2 separate regions of the Homo sapiens genome follow, and region 1 is linked to region 2. The links are chromatin loops, found by intact Hi-C in ENCODE. Cell type or tissue: spleen. All regions are shown on one strand. Links, peaks and the distances in the headings refer to the core of each region. The heading gives the core; the rest is flanking DNA. Region 1 overlaps LINC03073 (long intergenic non-protein coding RNA 3073). Region 2 overlaps TNRC18 (trinucleotide repeat containing 18).

Region 1 (12,342 bases), core at 3,590-11,589, 49 kb before region 2:
CCCAGAGCCCGCGGGAGAGGGTCTTACCTGCCCAACCCAGGGAGGGCTTCTCTGGGGAGGTGTCCCTCATGCTGGGCCTTTCGGGATGACAAGAGAAGTCAGGGTGGGCGACGGGAAGGGTTTTCCAGGAAGAGGCAATGGCAGGAAGGGAGTTCCAGGAGGCCGGGACGTGGGATGTGCCGGGGACCAGTGCTGCCCAAGCTTTGGCTGTGGGGGCAGGGAGGGGGGTGGCAGAGGAAGGAGAGGCTGGGCTGGGGTAGGGAGACCTGGTGGAGGGTCGGCCAGTGTTGGTAGCAACCCTGGGGGAAAGAGGGGCCGCTATGGAGCTGTGGGGACCACCACCCACTCTGGGAGGGTCTGGAAGATAGGGCAGGTGTGTACGAGGAAGGCCTCTGAGACCCTCTTAGCCCCATTTCCAGCGGCCAGGCCTTGGTTTCCTGTTCCCAACAGTGAGGGCTCACCACTGCTGAGGGCTGCGCCTTTTTTTTTTTCGTAATTGATGTAAAATTCCCATGACATAAAATTCACAGGCTGGTGAGGTGGCTCAGGCCTGTAATCCAAGCACTTTGGGAGGCCAAGGAGGGAAAATCGCTTGAGCCCAGGAGTTTTGAGACCAGCTTGGGTAACATGGCAAAACCCTGTCTCTATAAAAAAATACACAAAATTAGCCAGGCATGGTGGTGCACGCCTGTAGTCCCAGCTACGCGGGAGGCTGAGGTGGGAGGATCTCTTGAGCCCAGGAGTTTGAGGTTGCAGTGAGCCAAGATCACACCACTACCGCACTCCAGCCTGGGTGACAGAGCAAGACCTCAAAAAATAAAATTCCCCATTTCAAAGCGAACAAATCAGTGGCAGGTAGCACATTCACAGTGCTGTGCACGCACCACCTCTATCTAGTTCTAAGACGTTTCCATTGCCCCCAAAGGAACCCCGTATCTGTTAAACACTCACTCCCACAGGCCCCTCGCAACCCCCAGTCAGCTTCTGTTATTTGCCCATTCTGGACATTTCATATAAATGGGATCATTTTATAGGTGACCTTCTGTGTCTGGCTGGAATGTTTTCGAGGTACACCCATGGCATAGCACAGATCAGGACTTTGCTCCTTTTTAAGGCTGAATCATATTCCCAAGTATGAAAATACCACAACTGGGCCGGGCGCGGTGGCTCACACCTGTAATCCCAGCACTTTGAGAGGCCAAGGCAGGTGGATCACCTGAGGTCAGGAGTTTGAGACCAGCTTGGCCAACATGGTGAAATCCCGTCTCTACTAAAAATACAAAAATTAGCTGGGTGTGGTGGTACACACCTGTAATCCCAGCTACTTGGGAGGCTGAGGCAGGAGAATTGCTTGAACCCGGGAGGTGGAGGTTGCAGTGAGCCGAGATCGAGCCACTACACTCCGGCTTGGGTGACAGAGAGACTCCATCTCAAAAAAAAAATAAACCACAACTGATCCATCCCTCTGTTGCTGGACGTTGGGCTGCCCCATGTGCCACTACTGAGCAGTTCTTATTGCCAGGACGTTCTTTTGTCGTAGAGGGCAGCCCAGCCTCCCTCCGACACCTCCCTATCTGTTCCTGTGACTGGGGTGGTGTCTAGGGTTTTGAGAGGTGAATGGGGTTCTCTCCCGATCAGATCTTAGCCTTTAAGCCCAATGCCACTTCTGCCACCATGTTGGGGTGCACCTACTGGGCATAGCACCCACTGTGTGCCAGTCAGGGGTGGAACCCATGCAGGGTGGGGATGGCAGTGCCCGCACAGGTGGGTGAGCGGGGCTTCTCGTGAAGCAAGCATGACGGTGCCACCTTCTCAGGACCATGCACCCACAGCCCACACTCCTTTCTGGTTTGAGGCTAAGTCCAGGGCCATGGGTGGGGCGCGCTGCTGGACGCCTGTCACGTCCTCACTCTGGCCCTTCAGGTGCTGTTGACTCCTTGGGCCCCTCTGTTCCCCACCCCCGAGCCATCATCCCCTGCACCTGTGGGAATTCCAGGGCCCCAGCCCTGCCCTTGAGCCCTAGGGCCCCGATGGCTCTGATGACCGTGGGGTCATAAGTGGGTCAGTGAAGGCCTGCCCGTTCCCAGCTCTGCGCCAGCCCAGCTCACCCAGCACCCAGGTCCTACCCCAAAGGGGTCTCAGTCTGGGGGGAGGAAGACAGCTGAGGAAGTGGACCCCAGGAGCCCCAGGAAGGGCTGAGGGGCTGGAGACAGTGAAGACTTCCCAAGCAGGGGAAGCCATGCTCCCAGCACAGGGGTCAGACAGGCAAACACCTGCTGGATCCATGGCGGGGAGAGGGGCAGGGGGGCCTCAGCTCAGGGAGGGCAGTTCCCGGCAGAACCCGCCTGGCCCAGCTAGACTTCCCGGCAGCCAGGCGGGGGCGGGGCAGGGGGGGTTCTCTGCAACCTGGGGTGTGGGTACAGGGCCCAGGGCACTATCAGAGGGATGAGAGCGGAACCAGCAGTGCCCACCCCAGTCCCTGCTGGCTGTTGCCCCTTGTACCAGACATGCCTTGTCCCCCCAAGACACTAAGGGCTGGGGCTCTGGGGGTCAGAGGTGGCCACATCCCATTCCTGGCCTCTCACCCTCTTACTCTGCCAGATGGAGTTGTTTTTTGTGTGTGTGGGGTTTTTTTTTTTTTTTTCTCCTAGAGACAAGGTCTCAAGAGGCCAGGCATGATGGCTCACGCCTGTAACCCCAGCACTTTGGGAGGCTGAGGTGGGAGGATTGCTTGAAGCCTGGAGTTTGAGACGAACATAGTGAGACCCCCATCTCTACAAAAAAAAAATAAAAAAAAAAATTAGCTGGGCGTGGTCATGGGTGCCTGCAGTCCCAGATACTTGAGAGACTGAGGTGGGAGGATGGCTTGAGCCTGGGAAGTTGAGGCTGCAGTGAGCTGTGATTGCACCACTGCAATCATAGCTGTTATTTTTATTTTTTGGGATAGGGTCTTGCTCTGTCACCCAGGCTGGAGTATAGTAGTGCAAATATAGCTCACTTTGGTAGAGACAGGGTTTTGCCGTGTTGGCCAGGCTGGTCTCGAACTCCTGTCCTCAAGTGATCCGCCCGCCTCGGCCTCCCAAAGTGCTGGGATTCCAGGTGTGAGCCACTGGCCCTGGCCTTTATTTTTAAAAAAGAAGAAAAACAACAGAGGAATGCTAAGGATGACTGGCACCACGAGAAGCCGGGAAGAGACAAGGAGAGAGTCCACCCAGAGACTTGGAAGGCCACGGCCCTGCCAACACCCTGATCTCAGAATTCTGACTTCCAGGAGACAGTAAATTTCTGATTTTTTTTTCTTTTTTTTGAGATAGGGTCTTCCTGTCACCCAGGCTGGAGTACAGTAGCGTGATCACAGCTCACTGCAGCCTTGACCTCCCGGGCTCAAGACATCCTCCTGCCTCAGCCTCCTGAGTAGCTGGGACTGCAGTTGTAAGCCACCGTGTCCAGCCAGTTTCTGTTGTTTGAAGCCCCCAGTGAGTGCAGGTTTGTTACGGCAGCCACAGGACACTAACACAGATCTGGAGGGGGACCTGGGCAGAGGTGGGGGACAGCTCTGGAGCCTGAGGCTACCTCCTCTGGCTTCTCAGGGGAGCAGGTGAGCATGCAAGTGTGTGCATGCATGTATGTATGTGCCCGAGTGTGGGTTTCTGATGTGCTTGGGGAAGGTTCAGGTTCCCAGAAGAGGCTTAAATACCAACATCAAAGCAGGAGCTAGACCGGCAGAGCTGCATTGCAGACAAAACAAAGGACTGGTGCTGCTATTTTAAACCAGGGCCCCTGGCCAGCCCTGTCCTGGCCTCTTCACCCTGTGTCTGAGGCGGTGTGGGGCTGGGCGGGTATTTAGTGTGGCAGGAGTCAGCATGGCACGGAGGTGGGCAACTTGCCCACAAATCCCCCTGGCTCCTGCTAAAGCCCTGTGGGGGCTTTCTGTCCCAGGAGCAGTGGCCACTGAGGCCCATGAGAGACCCTTCCAGAGGGCTGTCAGCCTTGTCACTGGCTTTTTCTCACGATGTTAGCAGGGCTGGAGCACGTCAGACTGGCATGGATTCTCCCAGTCAGGCGTAGGTGAAAGGTGCTCTGGCCTGGTTCGGCCCCTCCACCCTTTTAAGCATCATCCCACACTGGACTCAGTGGCCCCACTAGTGACTAGTGCTGTGCTTCAAATTGCTACAAAATGTAGCAGTCTAGAACCATCCCCTTATTTTGCTCACAATTTTGCAGGTCAGAAAGTCAGGATGGGCTCAGCTGGGTGGTTTTCTCCTGGGGGTTACTCATGCAGTGAAAGCCAGCACCGCCGGATGCTACAGTTATCTGTGGTGGAAATGCTACATAAGTGAGCGACTACACATCTCTTCCCAAGTCTGAGTTCAGTGACATCACGTTGGTAGCTTGAAGCTGGGAGAATTTACACCACAGACATTGGCAGAGGCTACACATCAGGTTCTCTCCTTATCCCCCACCCCACCTCAGGCTGAAGCCACCTGAGAACTTGTTAAACATTGATCAGTGTCTCATTGCTGTGGTCCCCACATGGGCAGGTCTGGAAAATGTGTGAAACCGGGTTCTGCACCTGTTGGAGTTTTTTTTGTTTTTTGACAGTCTCACTCTGTGGCCCAGGCTGCAGTGCAGTGGCATGATCTTGGCTCACTGCACTGCAACCTCCAACTCCTGGGTTCAAGCAATTCTCCTGTCTCAACCTCCCGAGTAGCTGGGACTACAGGCACATGCCACCAGGCCTAGCTAATTTTTGTATTTTTAGTAGAGACAGGGTTTCACCATGTTGGTCAAGCTGGTCTCGAATTCCTGACCTCAGGTGATCCACCTGCCTCAGCCTCCCAAAGTGCTGGGATTACAGGCGTGAGCCACCACGCCTGGCCTGCACCTGTTGGAGTTTTATGAAGCATAGCCTTAGATATCCTTTTCTGCCAAACCCTGTGTTCTAGCTATTTTTTTTATTTTTTAGAGAGTCTCACTCTGTTGCCCAGGCCAGAGTATAGTGGTGCAATCATAGCTTGCTGCAGCCTCCAATGCTTGGGCTCAAGTGGTCCTCCTGCCTTAGCCTCCCGAGTAGCTGGACTACAGGTGTGAGCTGCCACACCCAGCTGATTCTTTTTGTTTGTTTTTGTGGAGACAAGGTCTTGCTATGTTGTCCTGGCTGGTCTCAAACTTCTAGCCTCAAGCTATCCTCCTACCTTGGCCTCAAAGAATGCTGGGTTTACAGGTGTGAACCACTGTGCCCAGCTGACCACACCTTTTTCTTTTTCTTTTTTTTTAAAGATAATGTCTTGCTCTGTCACCTAGGCTGGAGTGCAGTGGCATGATCATGGCTCACTGCAGCCTCGAACTCTGGGCACAAGAGAGCCTCCTGAGTAGCTAGGACTACAGGAGTGCACCACCATACCTGGCTAATTTTTTTTTTGTATAGATGGGATCTTGCTATGTTGCCCAGGCTGATCTCAAATTCCTGGGCTGAAAGGATCCCTCTGCCTTGGCCTGGCAAAGCGCTGGGATTACAGGCATGAACCACTGTGCCCAGATGACCCCATCTTTCAATAGGAGGAACTTTTTAGGGCTGTGTTCTCATGCCACCACAACCCAGGGGGCCAGATTAGCTGAGGACGTGTCCTCTAAGCCCTTCTGTGTCCCTTCTGTTTTCAGTTTCTCTTCTCTATGAGTATCTCTGTCTCCTTTCCTTGGAGGTGACAGAGGGCACCCATGTGCCCAGGCTCACCCAGGCAGTGGGTGACACCAGTGGGTGACAATGTGGATGGCCCGCCATGCCAGACACTCACTCCAATGCCCATTTTACAGATGAGAAGACTGAGTACTGAGTGGCCAGGTAGACTGAGCAGGATCGCAGAGGGAGGATTTGTTCCTGGGCCAATCCCCTTGTTTCCCATCCATGTTCCCTATCCTTGGCAACTTGGGGGACAAAGACCTATTCAGGCCCCACCACCTCCAGCCAGACCCATCTTCCAGAGCAGCTGAGCCTCGGTGGCTTGGGGCTGGGTCACAGCCCCTGACTGATGGTGAACTGGCCTGACAGGTAATTTGTACCTTGCATAGGAAGATGCGGTCATTGCCAGAAGAGAACCGAAACCGGCTATGAATAATTCCTGCACTTTCAACAAAAACACCAATACAATGAAAGTTAAATAAATACGCTCAAGCCACCCAGGCGTGAAGGGTAAAAGACATAGCGAAAATCATCTGAGCCAGCTCCTGTGAGCAGAGGCACTGGGGTCCTGGTCCTTGTGGAGGTTGGCTGGGCTCCAGCTCATGGGGAGCAGGTTGGCTGGCCTCTGCGGACTGAGAGGGGCCACAGCTCTCTTCCCTGCCCCAGGTCTGGCATGTGACCTGTGAGACAGAGAGCCCCGCTGGGAGGCTTCCAGGCCTTGGCCTAGGCTGTTCTTTAAGCCTGGAATGCCCTCTGTGCCTTCTCTGCCTAGCAAACTCCTATTCATCCTTGAAAACCCTACCGAGATGACATCACTTCATTCATTCATTGAATGGACATTCACTGAGGTCTGATGGGCCAGGCATGGGGGAGAGAGTGATAGAATAAAGTGAGGGACACGCCTGTCATCACAGCACTTTTGAAGGCCAAGGCAGGAAGATCGCTTGAGGCCAGGAGTTTGAGACCAGCCTGGGCAACTTAGTAAGACCCTGTCTCTCCAAAAAATAAAAAATTAGCTGGGTGTGGTGGCACACGCCTGTAGTCCCAGCTACCCAGGAGGCTGAGGAGGGAGGATCGCTTGAGCCCAGGAGATTGGGGCTGCAGTGAGCTGTGATTGTACCACTGCACCCCAGCCTGGGTGACAAGTGAGACCCTGTCTCAAAAAGTAAAATAAAACAATAAAATGAAGAGCCTCTGATATAGGCTGAATTATGTCCCTCGCAAATTCATATGTTGAAGTCCTAACCCCTAATTCCTCTGAGTGTGACTGTATTTGGAAATACGGTCTTTAAAAGAGACGATTAAATTAAAATGAAGTTATTAGGTTGGGCCCTAATCCAATATGCCTGATGTCCTTATAAGAAGAGGAGATTAGGACACAGACACGCACAGAGGGACGACCATGTGAGGACGTAGGGAGAAGACGGCATCTACAAGCTAAGGAGAGAGGCCTCAGGAGGAACCAGCCCTTCCCACTCCTTGATCTCGAACTCCAGTCTCCAGAACTGTAAGGCAATTAAGTTTCAGTTGTGTAAACCACCCAGTTTTTATTCTGGGGACCCTGGGAAGCTCACACAGCCTCACAGGCTTGTAGAGGTGACAAGCATGTTGGGAATATCAGAATATTATTCAGCCCCGAAGAGGAAGGAAATTCTGCCAGCCGCTGTGATATGGACAAACCCTGAGGACATTATGCTGAGTGAATAAGCCAGACTAAAGGACAGATATTGTATGATTCCACTCATACGGGGTTCCTAGGGTAATTAAATTCATAGAGACAGAAAGTACAATAGCCAGGGGCTGGGAGAGGGGAATCGGGAGTGTTTAAAGGGGACAGGGTTTCAGTTTGGGAAGACAGAAAACAGCTCTGGAGATGGATGCTGGTGATGGCTGCACAACAAGGCGAATGTGCTTGAACCACTGACCTGTGCACTTAAAAAGGGTTAAGGTGGTGGCCGGGCGCGGTGGCGCACACCTGCAACCCCAGCACTTTGGGAGGCCGAGGTGGGTGGATCACCTGAGGTCAGGAGTTTGAGACCAGCCTGGCCAACATAGCGAAATCCCATCTCTACTGAAAATACAAAAAATTAGCCGGGCATGGTGGCGGGTGCCTGTAATCCCAGCTACTTGGGAGGCTGAGGCAGGAGAATCACTTGAACCTGGGAGGCAGAGGTTGCAGTGAGCCGAGATTTCACCACCAAAGACTCCATCTAAAAAAAAGGGGGCGGGGGCCGAGCGTGGTGGCTCATGTCTGTAATCCCAGCACTTTGGGAGGCCAAGGCAGGCGGATCATGAGGTCAGGAGATCGAGACCATCCTGGCTAACACGGTGAAACCCCGTCTCTACTAAAAATACAAAAAAATTAGCCGGGCATGGTGGCGGGCGCCTGTAGTCCCAGCTACTCGGGAGGCTGAGGCAGGAGAATGGCGGGAACCTGGGAGGCGGAGCTCGCAGTGAGCCGAGATAGTGCCACTGCACTCCAGCCTGGGCGACAAGAGTGAGACTCTGTCTCAAAAAAAAAAAAAAAAAAAAAAGGATCGGGGGGACCATTAAGATGGGTAAATGTGATGTGTATTTTACCACAATTTTAAAAGAAGTGCCAAAGTTAGCAGCTCAGGAGATGTGGCTTTGCAAGTGTGGCCAACATTGTCTAAACTCACCAATACCTGTTTTTTCTCCGCTTCCCGGGCACAGCAAGACTCTCCTCTCCAGCACCCCTCAGCTAAGTGTGATCGTGTGGGGTGTGAGCACCAGGGACATGGGAGTCTGTGCATGCCCCATGGTGACCTCACATGGAGGTGGACAACTCATGAACTCTAACTGGCTCAGGCTGGCCAGACACCACAAGGAGGTCAGCAGCCTGGGAGCAGTGCCCAGGCTGTGTTGACAATGTGAAGAGGAGAATACGTTTTTCTGTGTTCCATCAAGCCATTGAGATGTAGGGGATGTTTGTCACTGCAGCATAACCTGGCCTATTCTGACTGATACGCCAGCTTCCCAGGAACAACAGCAGATCTGGCACCCTGGAGATAGCTGGCTGGAACTGCCAGGAGCTACAAGGGTCAATGGTTCCCACTTGACCCTTGTAGGCTCTTAGATTTGGGATGGTGTCTGAGTCTCTTTAAGCTGCTATAGTGAGGTGTCACTAACTGGTGGTTTAAACAACAGAAATTTATTCTCTTACCATTCTAGAGGCTTGAAGTCCAAGATCAAGCCTCTAGTCCAAGGTGGCAGGTGTTGGCAGGGCTTGAGGGGTCTGTCCCAGGCCTCTCTGGTGTGTCCACCCCCCTCTACATCTTTCTACTTTGTCTTCCCTCCATAGCTGTTTGATTCCAAACACCTCCTTTTATTGGTGATAGGATCTTGCTCTACTGCCCAGGCTGAAGTGCTGTGGCATGATCACAGCTCACTGCAGCCTCGACCTCCTGGGCTCAAGCCATCTTCCCACCTCAGCCTCCTAAGTCGCTGGGACTACAGGCATGTGCCACCATGCCTGGCTAATTGAAAAAAAAAATCTGTAGAGGCAGGGTCTTACCCAGGCTGGTCTCGAACTCCTGGGCTTAAGCAATCCTCCTGCCTCAGCCTCCCAAAATGCCGGGATTACAGGCATGGGCCACTGCACCCAGCCCAAATGTCCTCTTTTTATAAGGACATCATAAGGAATTAGGGCCCACCGGACTCCAGTGTGACCTGATCTTAATTACATCTGCAATGACCGTCACTCCAAATAAGGTCACATTTTAAGGTATTGGGGGTTAGGAATCAAATACATGAATTTGGGGGGGACTTTCTTCAATCTACAACAGAGGAGGATCTGCGGGAATGGGGCCAGGTGAGGAAGGCAGGGGCAGGGGCAGGTGGGGGACAACCGGACCCCTCCAGCAGATGGAACCAAGTGAACAGGTCTTTCTGGCAGGAGCAGCTCTAGAAGATTCTTGTTTTGTTTTTTTGGAATGGAGTCTCGCTCTGTTGCCCAGGCTGTAGTGCAATGGCATGATCTTGCCTCACTGCAGCCTCCGCCTCTCGAGTTCAAGCAATTCTCCTGCCTCAGCCTCCTGAGTAGCTGGGACTACAGGCACCCGCCACCAAGCCCAGCTAATTCTTGTATTTTTAGTAGAGACGTGGGTTTCATCATGTTGGCCAGGCTGGTCTCAAACTCCCGACCTCAGGTGATCCGCCCGCCTCGGCCTCCCAAAATGCTGGGATTACAGGTGTGAGCCACTGCGCCTGGCTTAGAAGGTTCTTTAGAGAGTCTCCATGGCCATAGAAGCTGGTGTGTGAGTGCCTGTGTGTGTGTGAGTGCCTGTGTGTGTGCCTGTGTGTGTGTGCCTGTATGTGTGTGTGCCTGTATGTGTGTGTGCATCTGTGTGTGTGCCTGTATGTGTGTGTGCCTCTGTGTGTGTGTGTGTGTGTGTGTATGATAGGATTCCTACCTCGTGCTCCTCTCTGGGGTGAAGGCAGACCAATACATGAAGAGAGAGTGGAGGGCAGCCGGGAGGGGGCCTGTCAGGCTTGATCTTTGTGGGTTTGTTTTTGACTTGACGCTGGCTCTAGAAATGGATTGACATTGGGGTGGGCGTGGGATGGAGGCTGATAGGAGAGGGAAGCTTTCAAAGCTGTAGCCATGGGAAATGTTTTTATTTTCTGCTTGAAAGAAAATGCCAAAGAAGGATAAAAAGGAAAAAAAGGTGGGGGGAGGTGACTCTGTGTGTGTGTGTGTGTGTGTGTCTGTGTGTGAGAGAGAGAGAGAGAGAGAAAACCGGGATGCCTTTTTGTATGACAGACTTCTAGATTGGGAAACGAAGCTCTGCTGGGCGTGGTGGCTCACACCTGTGAGTGGCTCCCAGCACTTTGAGAGGCCGAGGAGGGAGGACTGCTTGAAGCCAGAAGTTCAAGACCAGCCTGCACATCACGAGACCCGCCCTCCCCCCACCAATCTCTATAAAACATTAAAAAAAAAAAAAAAAAGCTAGCCTGGCGTGGTGGCATGCATCTGCAGTCCCAGCTACTTGGGAGGCTGAGGCAGAAGGATTTTTTGAGCCCGAGAGGCTGAGGCTGCAGCGAGCTGCGGGTGTGCCGCTGTGCTCCAGCCTGGGCGACAGAACGAGTCCCTGTCTCAAAAAGAAAAAAAGAAGAGACCCCAAGGGAGGCCAAGCTTGGTGGTTTGGGCCTGTAATCCCAGCACTTTGGGAGGCTGAGGTGGGAGGATTGCTTGAGGCCAGGAGTTCAAGACCAGCCTGGGTAACATAGTGAGACCCCCGTCTCTCCAAAAAAAAAAAAAAAAAAAGATGATCCCAAGGGAGAGGGGATATGGATTCTCCAGGTTTGTCCTGAACCTGAGTCTGCGCTAGGTTCTGTGGAATCACACAGGAGCTCCTGCTTTCCAGCCACGGCTCTCCTGATCTCCAAAGTGACCCCTGGGTTACCTTGACCTCAGCACCCCACCCTGCCCCAGGCCAAACCAGGCTCTCCTACTAGTCCTCTGACCTTCACTGCCCCCCTCCTTCCTCATGCCAGGTCAGGGAAGGAGACAGCCCTTACCGAGTGGCAGGGAGGACTGATGGTTATAACGCACAGTACAAGGGTGGCAGGTTGTGTCCTGTGTCATGGGAGTGGCCTTTGCCTCTACCTTCTCTAAGCGAGTCTCAGCCAGGCTGGGGGCTCCCAGAGGCAAAGGGCCTCCACAGTGGGGTCCCCAGCAAGCTGCCTGGTTTAGTTCAGGGTGCCTGCTACTTCCTGGCTGCGTGGGCTTGTCACATCTCCTTTCTGCACCTCAACTTTTTCATCTGTTAAATGGGTATGCCGGTACCCAAACCATACGGTCGTCAAAGCCTGCCTGAAGCAGGGCTCAGAGCACACCATAAGGAGTTCAGATGGGAAAAGAGCAAACTGGGAAGGCTCTGCCTGGGAAGGGGGTGGGACAGCCTGGATTTGGGACGCGTGGCGTGTGCTGGGGAGGTGGGGCTGGGAGAGGTGGGGCGTGCTGAGGTGCCTCTGAGGGACAGGCTGGCCGTGGAATTTGCTGCAGAACTCGGCGTGCACAGGCCTGCCCCGGAGGGGTTCAGAGGCCTAAACAAAGCTGGGAGCCGGCAGGGAGGGGGTGGGGGAAGGAACCTCTAAGAGAAGGGACAGTCCTCTCCCGGGGCACCCACTCCCCACCTAGGTGCAGCGCCTCTCCCCAAACACACGTGCTGCCAAGCCCTTCATCAGTCACCCTGGCACTGACATCCATAAATCCCATTAGTCACACCGACACAAACACATCCAGTCCCAGGCAGACAAAGACTCGGGGCCCCAAAGCGGCCGTGTCTGTCCCCAGTGGTGCTTTCCCCATGCCTAGACCTGTGCCGACACCGCCGGCGCTCCAGCAATCGTTGAACCGACAGCAAGCAGCCCTCCTCGCAATCACAAACGCCTCCTGACCGCGCACTACAGGCCCCCGGATAACCACAGTCGCCCCTTTCCCCCATTCCAAGCCTCTCCCATCTCCTCTGGGTACACACGTACTGCTGTAATCACCCACGAATGCCCTTGGCCATTCCCTCTTCCGCGTCTCTCTGGAGGGGTAGGGCTGACACTGCCCCCTCCTCCCCAAAGCCTGTGCTCAGACGGGTCAGGCAGAAAAACCATCCCCCAAGGTCACCAGAGCTCTTCAGCAGGCG
Region 2 (12,342 bases), core at 2,691-10,690:
GGGACTACAGGCGCCTGCTACCACACCCGTCTAATTTTTTGTATTTTTAGTAGAGATGGGGTTTCCCCATGTTGATCAGGCTGGTCTCGAACTCCTGACCTCGTGATCCACCCAACTCGGCCTCCCAAAATGCTGGGATTACAGGCATGAGCCACTGCTCCGGCTGGGAGTGCTGTTTGAATGATTGGATGAGAGAACAGGTATCGGGTAGCCCTTTTGTTTGTGGGTGTTGTCAATGGCATGATTATTGACAAGGCGGTGCTGGAGAGAAGACATCGGCCCAGTGGACCAGGGACAGGTCCTGCATCCCTGGCCTTAGCAGGGGCAGCTGGGTATGGGGTACCTGAGTCCCTGAGAGATCTCTAATTGGCCTGGGATCCCATAGGACTCTGGGCTTAGGCAGAGAATCAGGACCCTTACCCAGCACCCTAGCACCTGCCTGCCTCTTAGGGCTGTCATTCTGTGTGCCCTTTAAAAAAAAAAAACTATTTAAATTTTTTTTTTTTTTTTTTAAATAGAGATGGGGTCACACTATGTTTCCCAGGCTGGTCTCAAACTCCTGGGCTCAAGCAATCCTCCCCCATCGGCCTCCCAGAGTGCTGGGATTAAAGGTGTGAGCCACCATGCCTGGCCTCTGTGTGCTCTCTTAGGTGACTTCTCCTCTCTCCATGGCTACCCCTTCTTTCTTTGTCCTGCAAGGTCCCAATTCTGTTTATTTTTATTTTTAAAAAATTCTGAGCCGGATGTGGTGGCTCACACCTGTAATCCCAGCACTTTGGGAGGCTGAGGTGGGTGGATCACTTGAAGCCGGGAGTTCGAGACCAGCCTGATCAGCATGGTGAAACCCCATCTCTACTAAAAATACAAAATTAGCCGGGTGTGGTAGCAGGCGCCTGTAATCCCAGCTCCTCAGGAGGCTGTGGCAGGAGGATCTCTTGAACTAAGGAGGTGGAGGTTGCAGTGAACCGAGATCCTGCCACTGCACTCCAGCCTGGGCCACAGAGTAAGACTCTGTCTCAAAAAAAAAAAAATCTGAATAGTTGAAGTCAGCACGTCCTGATGCTGGTGCTGGGCATTGCTGGTGAGGGGGTGGCCTTTGGGGAGGCGGGGAGGATCCTTGGTGGGAGGAATTCCTTCCTGGCAGCTCCTGCCTGGGAGACCCAGCAGCTGAAGATGCTGGGTCCGCTGAGGTTCAGAGAAGGCAGGTGACCAGCTTGGGGTCACACAGCAGAGAAAGGGCCTGTGTTAGGCTGAGGTTAAGAGTCCTGGCTGCAGGGTTCGATGGTCTCGATCCAAAGCCAGGCAGCTCTGCTGTATCGTCTTGGGCAAGTGGCCTGCTCTGAGTTTTCTCGTCTTTAAAGTGAGGACATTAAGTCTCTTCCTTATAGGTTGTTTTTGAGGTTTAAATGAGGATGACAGTGGCAAAGCTCTTGGTCATGTTTGGTAGGCTGTTATCGGGCCCCGCTAGTTGGATCCATTCTGATCCTCTTTCTGGGGGGGACTGGAGACCCCAGTCCCCCGTGAGGGCTGCCTGGGCCTGGAGAGAGACCCAGGGTTGGGGAGCAGGAGAATGCATTGCCCTGAGGAGCTGCTGTTAAACCTCAAGGCGCCCTGTACCAGCGGTCGGCTGCCAAAATAGTTTATTTCCAGGAGCTGGAAGGAAGCTCCTGGTGAGCAGCACGAATTGGCCCAGCCCAGCTTTTCTCTTTTCTGTTACAGGCTTCTCCCACCTGCCCAGTGGGCTGTACCCATCCTACCTCCACCTGAACCACCTGGAGCCCCCCAGCAGTGGGAGCCCCCTCCTCAGCCAGCTGGGTCAGCCCAGCATTTTCGATACCCAGAAAGGTCAGGGGCCAGGAGGAGGTAAGACTGGAGTCCGGGGTTGGGGGTGGCACAGGGGCCTTCTGAGAGGCTTCTGGGGCCTTTGGCAGCATCCAGGTAGCCCCCAGCTCTGTCCAGGATGCTGGCTTTTTTTTTTTTTTTTTTTTTGAGACAGGGTCTCACTATGTTGCCCAGGCTGGAGTGCAGTGGTGCGATCATAGGTCACTGCAGCCTCAAACTCCCAAATGATGCACCTGACTCAGCCCCCCAAGTAGCTGGGACTGCAGACACACCCCACCACAGCCAGCTGACTTTTTAACTTTTCTGTAGAGGTGGAGTCTTGCTGTGTTGCCCAGGATGGTTTCAAACTCCTGGCCTCAAGCAATCCTCCTACCTCGGCTTTCCAAAGTGCTGGGATTACAGATGTGAGCCATTGTGGCCTAAGATGCTTTTTTGAGACCTGAGTCCCTAAGACCCCCCACAGGCTCCTTGGGCCCACCCACAGCCCTGGGTGCCTTCTGGTCACACTGTCCTCTTAGGGGCCCTGCTAGGCCTTCCGGGCAACTTTGAAAACAAACCCTGGTCTCTCCTTTTACAGATGAGGAAACTGAGGCTTGGGAAGGGTAGATTTAAACTTGGTTGTAGGTATTTCCAGAGCCTGCGCTCTCTAGGGCTGGGACGCCCATTTCTTCTTGCCCTGGGGGGTGCCTTGCCTTGGTGTGAAACCTCGGGGCTCCCTGCACCGAAACCGTTTAATTTCCAAGAAAAAACACTGGGTCGAGTGCGGCTCAAGCCTGTAATCCCAGCACTTTGGGTGGCCGAGACGGGTGGATCACCTGAGGTCAAGAGTTCAAGACCAGCCTGACGAACATGGTGAAACCCCACCTGTATTAAAAATACAATAATTAGCCGTGCGTGGTGGGGTGCGCCTGTAATCCCAGCTACCGGAGAGGCTGAGGCAGGAGAATCGCTTGAACCCAGGAGGTGGAGGTTGCAGTGAGCCAAGGTTGCGCCACTGTACTCCAGCCTGGGTGAGGAGAGCGAGACTCTTTCTGAAAAAAAAAACCAAAACCAAAACACTGGGGGAGGCATGGGTTGGTCCATCCCCCTCTCAGGGGTCCGCCTCCGCCCAGGCAGGGGTGGGAGGGGAGGTGGCGCTCGCTCACTGCCTGCTGTTCCCTTCTCCGCAGACGGTTTCTACCTGCCCACCGCGGGGGCTCCGGGCTCCCTGCACTCTCACGCGCCCTCGGCCCGGACCCCTGGCGGCGGCCACTCCTCGGGCGCCCCGGCCAAAGGCTCGTCGTCGCGGGACGGTCCAGCCAAGGAGCGGGCGGGCCGCGGCGGGGAGCCGCCTCCGCTTTTCGGCAAGAAGGACCCGCGCGCCCGGGGCGAGGAGGCCTCGGGGCCACGGGGCGTGGTGGACCTGACCCAGGAGGCGCGCGCCGAGGGCCGCCAGGACCGGGGGCCCCCGCGCCTGGCTGAGCGCCTGTCGCCCTTCCTGGCTGAGTCCAAGACCAAGAATGCGGCGCTGCAGCCGTCGGTACTGACCATGTGCAACGGCGGCGCCGGGGACGTGGGGCTGCCCGCGCTGGTGGCCGAAGCGGGGCGCGGGGGTGCCAAGGAGGCTGCCCGGCAGGACGAGGGCGCGCGGCTGCTGCGGCGCACGGAGACCCTGCTCCCTGGGCCGCGCCCCTGCCCCTCACCGCTGCCCCCGCCGCCCGCGCCCCCCAAGGGGCCTCCTGCACCCCCCGCGGCCACCCCCGCCGGCGTCTACACCGTCTTCCGCGAGCAGGGCCGTGAGCACCGCGTGGTGGCGCCCACCTTCGTGCCTTCCGTGGAGGCCTTCGACGAGCGCCCGGGGCCCATCCAGATCGCATCCCAGGCGCGCGATGCCCGGGCCCGCGAGCGCGAGGCTGGCAGGCCAGGGGTCCTGCAGGCGCCCCCCGGCTCCCCGCGGCCTCTGGACCGGCCCGAGGGCCTGCGCGAGAAGAACTCGGTCATCCGCTCGCTCAAGCGGCCGCCCCCCGCGGATGCCCCCACGGTGCGGGCCACACGCGCCTCCCCGGACCCCCGCGCCTACGTGCCTGCCAAGGAGCTGCTCAAGCCCGAGGCGGACCCGAGGCCCTGCGAGCGTGCGCCCCGCGGCCCAGCCGGTCCTGCAGCCCAACAGGCCGCCAAGCTCTTCGGCCTGGAGCCCGGGCGCCCCCCGCCCACCGGCCCTGAGCATAAATGGAAACCCTTCGAGCTGGGCAACTTCGCCGCCACGCAGATGGCCGTGCTGGCCGCGCAGCACCACCACAGCCGCGCCGAAGAGGAGGCCGCCGTGGTCGCTGCCTCCTCCTCCAAGAAGGCCTACCTGGACCCTGGGGCTGTGCTGCCCCGCTCGGCGGCCACCTGCGGCCGGCCGGTCGCTGACATGCACTCTGCGGCCCACGGGTCTGGAGAGGCCTCGGCCATGCAGAGCCTTATAAAGTACAGTGGCAGCTTTGCCCGGGACGCCGTGGCCGTGCGCCCTGGTGGCTGTGGCAAGAAGAGCCCCTTTGGAGGTTTGGGCACCATGAAACCCGAGCCTGCGCCCACCTCTGCGGGTGCCTCCCGAGCCCAGGCCCGTCTCCCACACTCCGGAGGCCCTGCAGCGGGCGGCGGCCGGCAGCTGAAGCGGGACCCCGAGAGGCCCGAGAGCGCCAAAGCTTTCGGGCGCGAGGGCTCTGGTGCCCAGGGTGAGGCAGAAGTGCGACACCCGCCTGTGGGCATTGCAGTGGCTGTGGCCCGGCAGAAGGACAGTGGCGGCAGTGGCCGGCTGGGGCCTGGGCTGGTAGACCAGGAGCGCTCTCTGTCGCTGAGTAACGTCAAAGGTAGGTCCTGGGCAGAGCCCAGGTGCGGGTAGGATCTTGGGTCTCTCTGCCGTTTCCCGTACATTACAGTGTGGGCCCTTTCCCTTTGCTATTGCTAAGTCTTTATAAGTATCATTTTTTAAAATGGTCTTGAATGTTCTGTTGCGAGCATGTACCATGGTTCAGTTTTCCACTCCCTTGATGGGCATTTTCGTTTGTTCCTTCTCCGATGTTTTGTGTTCGGAACGTTGCTTTCAGTCTTTGTGTGCATCGCACCTTCGTGATACTTTCAGTCATTTCCTGAGAACAGATGGTCTTGGGAATAGACAAATATCAAACCTTCAATTTGAAGTCATCGAGGGACCTAACTGTGCCTTACCGATTCCAGTGTCCCCGGTACCTAGCCAGCCTGGGCTCTGGCACGTAGTAGGTGTTTGATGGATGAGTGAATGAGTGAGGAACAGACAGAAACTGGGGTTCCAACATCCTCACGGTCTTGATACTCAGTACTTGAGTGACTTTTTAGGTAGGTAGAGAGTTTACGTGCCTGTAAGTGGTTTATGAGTATCTGTTATATTTTGGATTCTTTAGAATTGTTTTATTTATTTATTTATTTTTGAAACGGAGTTTCACTCTTGTTGCCCAGGCTGGAGTCCAATGGCACGATCTCAGCTCACCGCAACCTCCGCCTCCCAAGTTCAAGTGATTCTCCTGGCTCAGCCTCCAGAGTAGCTGGGATTACAGACATGTGCCACCATGCTTGGCTAATTTTGTGTTTTTAGTAGAGACAGGGTTTCTCCAAGTTGGTCAGGCTGGTCTCGAACTCCTGACCTCAGGTGATCCGCCCATCTCAGCCTTCCAAAGTGCTGGGCATTACAGGCGTGAGTCACTGCCCCCAGCCTGTTTTATTTATTTTTAGTTTATAAATTATTATTTTGTTTTAGAGATAGAGTCTTGCTCTGTTACCCAGGGTGGAGTGCAGTGGTGTGATCATAGCTTACCGTAGCCTTGACCTCCTGGGCTCAAGCGATCCTCCAACCTTAGCCTCCCAAGTAGCTGGGACCGCAGGTATGCGCCACCACGCCCGACTAATTTTTTCTTTTTCTTTTTTTTTTTTTGGAGACAGAGTCTTGCATTGTTGCCCAGACTGGAGTACAGTGGTGCCATCTTGGCTCACTGCGACCTCTGCCTCCTGGGTTCAAGCGATTGTGCCTCAGTCTCCCCAGTAGCTGGCATTACAGGTATGCATCACCATGCCTGGCTAATTTTTGTATTTTTAGTAGAGATGGGGTTTTGCCATGTTGGCCAGGCTGGTCTCAAACTTCTGACCTCAGATGATCCGCCTGCCTTGGCCTCCGAAAGTACTGAATCTCCTACCTGTGTCACTTTTTTTTTGTTGTTTTTTGAGATGGAGTCTCGCTCTGTCACCCAGGCTGGAGTGCAGTGGCACAGTCTCTGCTCACTGCAACCTCTGCCTCCTGGGTTCAAGCGATTCTCCTGCCTCAGCCTCCCGAGTAGCTGGGACTACAGGTGCGTGCCATCACGCCTGGCTAACTTTTGTATCTTTTAGTAGAGACAGGGTTTCACCATATTGGCCAGGCTCGTCTCAAACTCCTGACCTCAAGTGATCCACCCGCCTCGGCCTCCCAAAGTGCTGGGATTACAGGCATGAGCCACCGCATCTGTTTTTTTTTTTTTTTTTTTTTTTTTGAGACAGACTTTTGCTCTGTTGCCCAGGCTGGAGTGCAATGGCATGATCTTGGCTCACTGCAACCTCCGCCTCCTGGGTTCAAGTGATTCTCATGCCTCAGTCTTCTGAGTAGCTGGGATTATAGGTGCACGCCACCATGCCCAGCTATTTTTTTGTATTTGTTTTTCTTTAGTAGAGACAAGGTTTCACTGTGTTGGCCAGGCTGGTCTCAAACTCCTGGCCGCAGTTGATCCACCTGCCTCAGCCTCCCAAAGCTCTGGGATTATAGGTGTGAGCCACCATGCTTGGCTTTTTTTTTTTGGATGGAGTCTCGCTCTGTCACCACGCTGGAGTGCAGTGGTATGATCTTGGCTCACTGCAACCTCCGCCTCCTGGGTTCAAGTGATTCTCCGGCCTCAGCCTCCTGAGGAGCTGGGGTCACAGGCACCCGCCACCATGCCCGGCTAATTTTGTATTTTTTTTTCTTTTTTTTTTTTTTTTTTTTTTTGAGACGGAGTCTCGCTCTGTCGCCCAGGCCGGACTGCGGACTGCAGTGGCGCAATCTCGGCTCACTGCAAGCTCCGCTTCCCGGGTTCACGCCATTCTCCTGCCTCAGCCTCCCCAGTAGCTGGGACTACAGGCGCCCGCCACCGCGCCCGGCTAATTTTTTGTATTTTTAGTAGAGACGGGGTTTCACCTTGTTAGCCAGGATGGTCTCGATCTCCTGACCTCAAGTGATCTGCCCACCTTGGCCTCCTGAAGTCCTGGGATTACAGGCGTGAGCCACCGCGCCCAGCCAGCTGTGTCACTTTCCCACCACCCTGATGCCTGCCCCAGCCGGTCCTGGGTATCTGGTGCTGGACCTCCCGCCTGCAGTGCCCTTCCCACTTCCTGCACAGCCATGTCTCCCCATCCTCTGTGCCTTCACCTCCCGGTGGAGCCACCTTGGACCGGGCCTGTCTCTGGCCGAGCTCCAGATGCTCCTGCCTTCCGGGGACGGCCCTGAAGTCTTTGGATTTTGAGTTGGGAGGTGGGGCTCTGTCAGGCTTGTCTTGGAATTCTCTTCATCCAGCAGGGCTGGCTCATGGTGAGCGATGCTCAGTGAGTGTTTGTTGACTGACTGAATGAACACACTGCTCTGTGTGGAGCTCCTGGAGCCAGGGAAGCCCCGCTACACTCTGACCCTGGGGCTTTGCATGAGAACCTGCCTTATTCTGGGACAGAAGGAGGGAGGGGCCAACAGCGCTTGGATTGGAGGTGGCCAGCTTGGTGATGGAAAAAGGTCTCCTGCTCAGAGGTTTGGGGCTGTGGGCCCCCCTGGGAGGCAGGAGATCTCTTTGAGCCTTTCTCTGGAAGGATCCTCCCGTCACATGGGGTGGCACCTTTGTTGGGGGCTCACGGTCACTGGAGTCCATCTGAGATCCCAGAGTACCTGTCTGTGCCCAAGAGGCTGTGCGTGTGTTTGTGTGGGGGAGGGGGACATGCGAATGTGAGGGAGGGAGGGAGGGTGTGCCAGAGGTTTGGGATGAGATGTTTGGGGATTTATCTGAAGCTGCTCTTCTCTGTTGGTGCTGATGTTTGAAAAGTAGGTGACTGGTTGGGGGCTGGGTATGGTGGCTCAGGCCTGTAATCCCAGCACTTCGGAAGGCCAACGTAGGAGGATCACTTGAGCTTAGGAGGTTGAGGCCAGCCTGGGCGACCTAGCAAGACCTTGTCTCTACAAAAAATAAAAATAGGTTGGGCGTGGTGGCTCACGCCTGTAATCCCAGCACTTTGGGAGACCGAGGCGGGTGGATCACCCGAGGTCAGGAGTTTGAGATCAGACTGGTTAATGTGGTAAAACCCCGTCTCTACTAACTAAAAATACAATATTAGCCAAGTGTGGTGGCACATACCTGTAATCCCAGCTACTTGAGAGGCTGAGGCAGGAGAATGGCTTGAACCTAGGAGGAGGAGGTTGCAGTGAGCTGAGATCGTGCCATTGCACTCCAGCCTGGGCAACAGAGCGAAACTCTATCTCAAAAAAAAAAAAAAAAAAAAAAAAATCACCCGGGTATGCTGGTGTGCCTGTAGTCCCAGCTACTTAGGAGGCTAAAGTGGGAGGATAGTTTGAGCCCAGGAGGTCAAGGCTGCATTGAACTATGATTGCACCACTGCGCTCCAGTCTGGGCAACAGAGTGAGACCCGGTCTCTAAAAGAACAAAAAAGTAGGGGGCTGGATTCTTTCTCTCCTTAAAAAAAAAAATCCCATAAGAAGTGGTCATTTCTCTCTGGGCAGTCCAGCCTGAGTGCTGAGCCACTTTGAAAGGAGGGAGGAGAGAGACGCCCTGGGACGCCTGTGTCTGGGCAGTTCCCCCAGCTGAGGACAGTCGGGTTGTCACACTGGTCTCCTGGGTTCTCGCCCCAGTCTCTTGCTTTTTGGAGCGAGCCCTCTGCCTTTGTCAATGGGTTTAAGTCCAAGCTCTGCCCTTTGTAGCTACGTAACCTTGAACAAGAGCCTCGAGCCCTCTGGCCTCTGGGGGCGGCTCATCTGCTTGATGCTGGGTGGGCTGACGGGCACATAGTGGGTGCGTTATAAACGCCTCTCTCTCATCTGCTCATATTCAGGCATTAGGGTCTTAGAATGCACCTGCCTGTGCAGGGGAGCCCTGGGTCTTCCTGTTCTCACATAGGATCTAGGTCTGGCCTCAGGGGGCCTTGGACCTTGAGATGGATGAAGGACAGGCATTACCTACATTTGTGAGCCCCACGCAGTCAGAGCCCCCATGCCCAAGAAGCTAAGAACGATAAGGGGCATCCTTGCCAGATGCGGCGGCTCATGCCTGTAATCCCAGCTCTTTGGGAGGCCAAGGTGGGCAGATCGCTTGAGCTCAGGAGTTGGGAGACTAGCCTAGGCAACATAGTGAAACCCCGACTCTACAAAAATAAAAATAAAAATAAATCATCCGAGCATAGTGGTGTGGCATCTATAGTCCCAGCTACTGGGAGGCTGAAGCAGGGAAGGATCACCTGACCCCAGCAGGTCGAGGCTGCAGTGAGATCGCACCACTGAGCCCCAACCTGGGTGGCAGAGTAAGATCCTGCCCCCACCCCAAAAATAGAAAGCAATCGTTGCCGTTGAGCCAGCAGCCCGTATGAACAGACAGCTCCATGAGGTCTCCTGTGAGGGCGTGGACCTGTGCAGAGGAGGGGCTGTTACTCTCCCCATTCAGATGGGGAGACAGGCCTGCAGGGATGAGGCAAGGCTGAGCGGGGAGCCCTGAGCTGAGTTTTGTCTTTCCTACCTCTTCACTGGCCCATCACCTCTAGGGTGGGGCCAGGTCTGGGAGGGAGGGGCTGTGGGGATGTCCCCACCTCCAGCTTCACAGGGGGCGGCTGGGGGTGCAGAGCCGGGTGTACGCCATGGTGTTGGTGACAAGCCTGCTGGGGCCTCTATCCAGTCACTCCCCCCCGATCCGCTTCCCCGGACCCCTGGAGAGCAACCCTATCTGGAACTGCTCAGAGAGAGGCCAGGAAGGGGTTGCCATGGGAACGGGGCCTCTGCGTGAGCCTTGGGTTCCTAATGGCTGCGATGTGGGGCGTGTGACCTGTGAGTGGAGTCGTTAGCGCTGCAGACTCGGGGGCTTTTGCTGCAGGACACCCTCACCCCACCATGGGCCCTGGGCTGGGGCTGGGCCTCTGGGCGGCCTGCAGAGAGGGGGCGGCAGTGACGTGGCTGGAGAGGGCCCTGTGGCACTCCCTGTGTGGGGCCGTGTATGTTGGTGGTCAGCAGGGCCGACTTGGACGCTGATCACAGCCATGACGCCTCCATGTTAGTCTTGTGACTTGGGCATGTTTCTTTATCTCCCTGTGCCTCAGTTTCCTCATCTGGAAGATAGGGATGAGGGCTGGGATCTGCCTCCTGGGTTGATGGTGATTGAATGAGTTCATGTTTGCAAAGTGGCCTGGGGCCCTGCTGGGCACAGGGACAGCCTTTGTTTATTTATCCACTTTATTTTATTTTTTATTTTTATTATTTAATTAATTAATTTATTTATGAGATGGAGTCTCACTCTGTCGCCCAGGCTGGAGTGCAGTGCTGTGATCTTGGCTCACTGCAACCTCCGCCTCCCGGGTTCAAGTGATTCTCCTGCCTCAGCTTCCTGAGTTGCTGGGATTACAGGCACCTGCCACCGTGCCCAGCTAATTTTTGTATTTTTAGTAGAGCCGAGGTTTCACCATGTTAGCCAGGCTGGTCTTGAACTCCTGACCTTGGGTGGTCTGCCCACCTTGGCCTCCCAAAGTGCTGGGATTACAGGCGTGAGTCACTGCACCCGACCTGAGTTTACTTTTCTTTCTTTCAGTCTTTCCTTCTTTCCTTTCTTTTTCTTTTTTTTTGGAAACAGGGTCTCACTCCGTTGCCCAGGTTGGAGTTCAGTGGTGCAGTCATGGCTCACTGCAGCCTCGAGGACACAGACAGTGAATGATCAATAAGCAGAATAGCTGTGTATAGTCAAGAGAACGTGATGGAGCAGAGGTGGTCAGGGAGGGCTTCCTGGAGGAAGTGGCACTTGAAGCTGAGCTCTGATGGTGGAGGTCCAGGTGGTGGGAATGGTGTGTGTGTGGCCCAGAGGTGGGGAAGGGGACAAGTGTGACATGTGCAGAGAGGGTGGGGCATCCTCGAGAGGCCGGCCAGGTCCCCACTTGGGCCTGTGGGGTGACAGATAGGACCAGGATTAGAGCGGATGGAGGGCCACAGAGTGAGGAGGGTAGAGGAGGGGCCCGGCCAAGCGCAGGGGTGGGGGACAGAGGGCTCACTATCTCTCTTCAGAGGCCAACCACATTTGCAGGGAGCAACCTGGGGCTGTGGCCCTTGAGGCCCTGAGGGTGGCAGGTGCTCTGATATGGGGCTGGCCAGCAGACTGGCTTCTGTGGCAGGTGGCGCTTGGGATGGGAAGCCCCTGAGACCATTCACAGTGACAGCCGGGACAGTCGGGGGGACAGAGGGCTTGGGGCAGCCCAGGCTGCACTCTAAGTGCCTGCCTCTTCTGGGGGCACGGGGAGAGCCCTGTGCTCAAAGCTTGTCCCAGACTCCAGGAGGACCCAGGGGGCGTGAGGGTGGCCCCCTCAGGTGGCTGAGCCTCTGGGATTCTGTAAGCTGGGACGGCTGTCTCCCCTGGGAGAAGGAAGCTTGATCTCATGACTCGATTTCTCAGCACAGCTGTGGGACTCTGGAGTGGCCCTCCGTTGCCCCAGTCCTGCCTGAGACCTGTCACTGCCCTTCTGGGCCTCAGTTTCCCCGTGAGGTCCACAGGCAGGGCCCCTTGCAGTCCTGACTGAGGGGTGCATGGTGGGCTCAGCTTCTGCTTTGATACAGGAGCTACGTTGATGTTGGAGGTCCAGGTAGCCCTGGAGGCCCGTGTCCAGGCGCCCTCGTCAACACGCTTCTCCCCGTGCCGGGCTGCCCGGCTGTCCCTCCGTACACTCGGTCCTGCAGGCGTCTGGGCCGGCATGGCTGTGCCCCTCTCTGGGTTCCTCTCTTCTGCTTCTGGGACTGGTGGGTTCCCACCTTCCTGCAGGGAAAGGGAGATGCTCTGTGGCCTAGGCTGGAGTATGGTGGTGTAATCACAGCTCACTGCAGTCTCCACCTCCTGGGCTCAAGCCATCCTCCTGCCTCAGCCTCCTAAGTAGCTGGGACCACAGGGGCATGACACCATGCCTGGCTAATTTTTTATGTTTTTGTAGAGATGGGGACTCACTGTGTTGCCCAGATTGGTCTCAAACTCCTGGGCTCCAGTGATCCTCCCACCTCGGCCTCCCAGAGTGCTGGGATTACAGGCGTGAGCCATTCTGTCGGGCCTGGGGTGCTGCTTATTAGGAGCTCCTGGTATTTGGGGGTGTGGGAAGGGAGAGATGAGAGGAGAAGCTTGATTCCAAGTTTCCTCACCCATTAGGGTCATGGCTGTGGGGCCGCTGTAGACCCCAGTTAGGACAGCTGGGTGGGGACCTTGTCTCCAG

Evidence for each region. Peaks named below come from ENCODE experiments on the same cell type or tissue, not always from the same donor. Only the 100,000 strongest peaks of a DNase experiment are listed, where the experiment ranks them.
Region 1: it touches region 2 in a loop (2.2-fold over the local background); 17 of 110 quality-filtered maps call a loop at or near these places.

What each region holds. Positions count from the first base shown.
Region 1 is chr7:5,429,624-5,441,965 of GRCh38, reverse strand. It overlaps LINC03073 (long intergenic non-protein coding RNA 3073), which reads right to left. Exons shown (of 1, transcript NR_186649.1): 1 at 12,330-12,342. Among named protein-coding and RNA genes, the nearest start is that of LINC02983, 6.9 kb to the right of the region's middle. In spleen, for the core only: no CTCF peak of the experiment used is centred there; no DNase peak of the experiment used is centred there; H3K4me3 peaks cover 100 bases; H3K27ac peaks cover 94 bases; H3K27me3 peaks cover 2,166 bases.
Region 2 is chr7:5,380,006-5,392,347 of GRCh38, reverse strand. It overlaps TNRC18 (trinucleotide repeat containing 18), which reads left to right. Exons shown (of 30, transcript NM_001080495.3): 4 at 1,720-1,863; 5 at 3,012-4,676. Among named protein-coding and RNA genes, the nearest start is that of TNRC18-AS1, 33 kb to the left of the region's middle. RefSeq lists enhancers at 9,395-9,958, 9,959-10,523. In spleen, for the core only: no CTCF peak of the experiment used is centred there; no DNase peak of the experiment used is centred there; H3K4me3 peaks cover 434 bases; H3K27ac peaks cover 1,036 bases.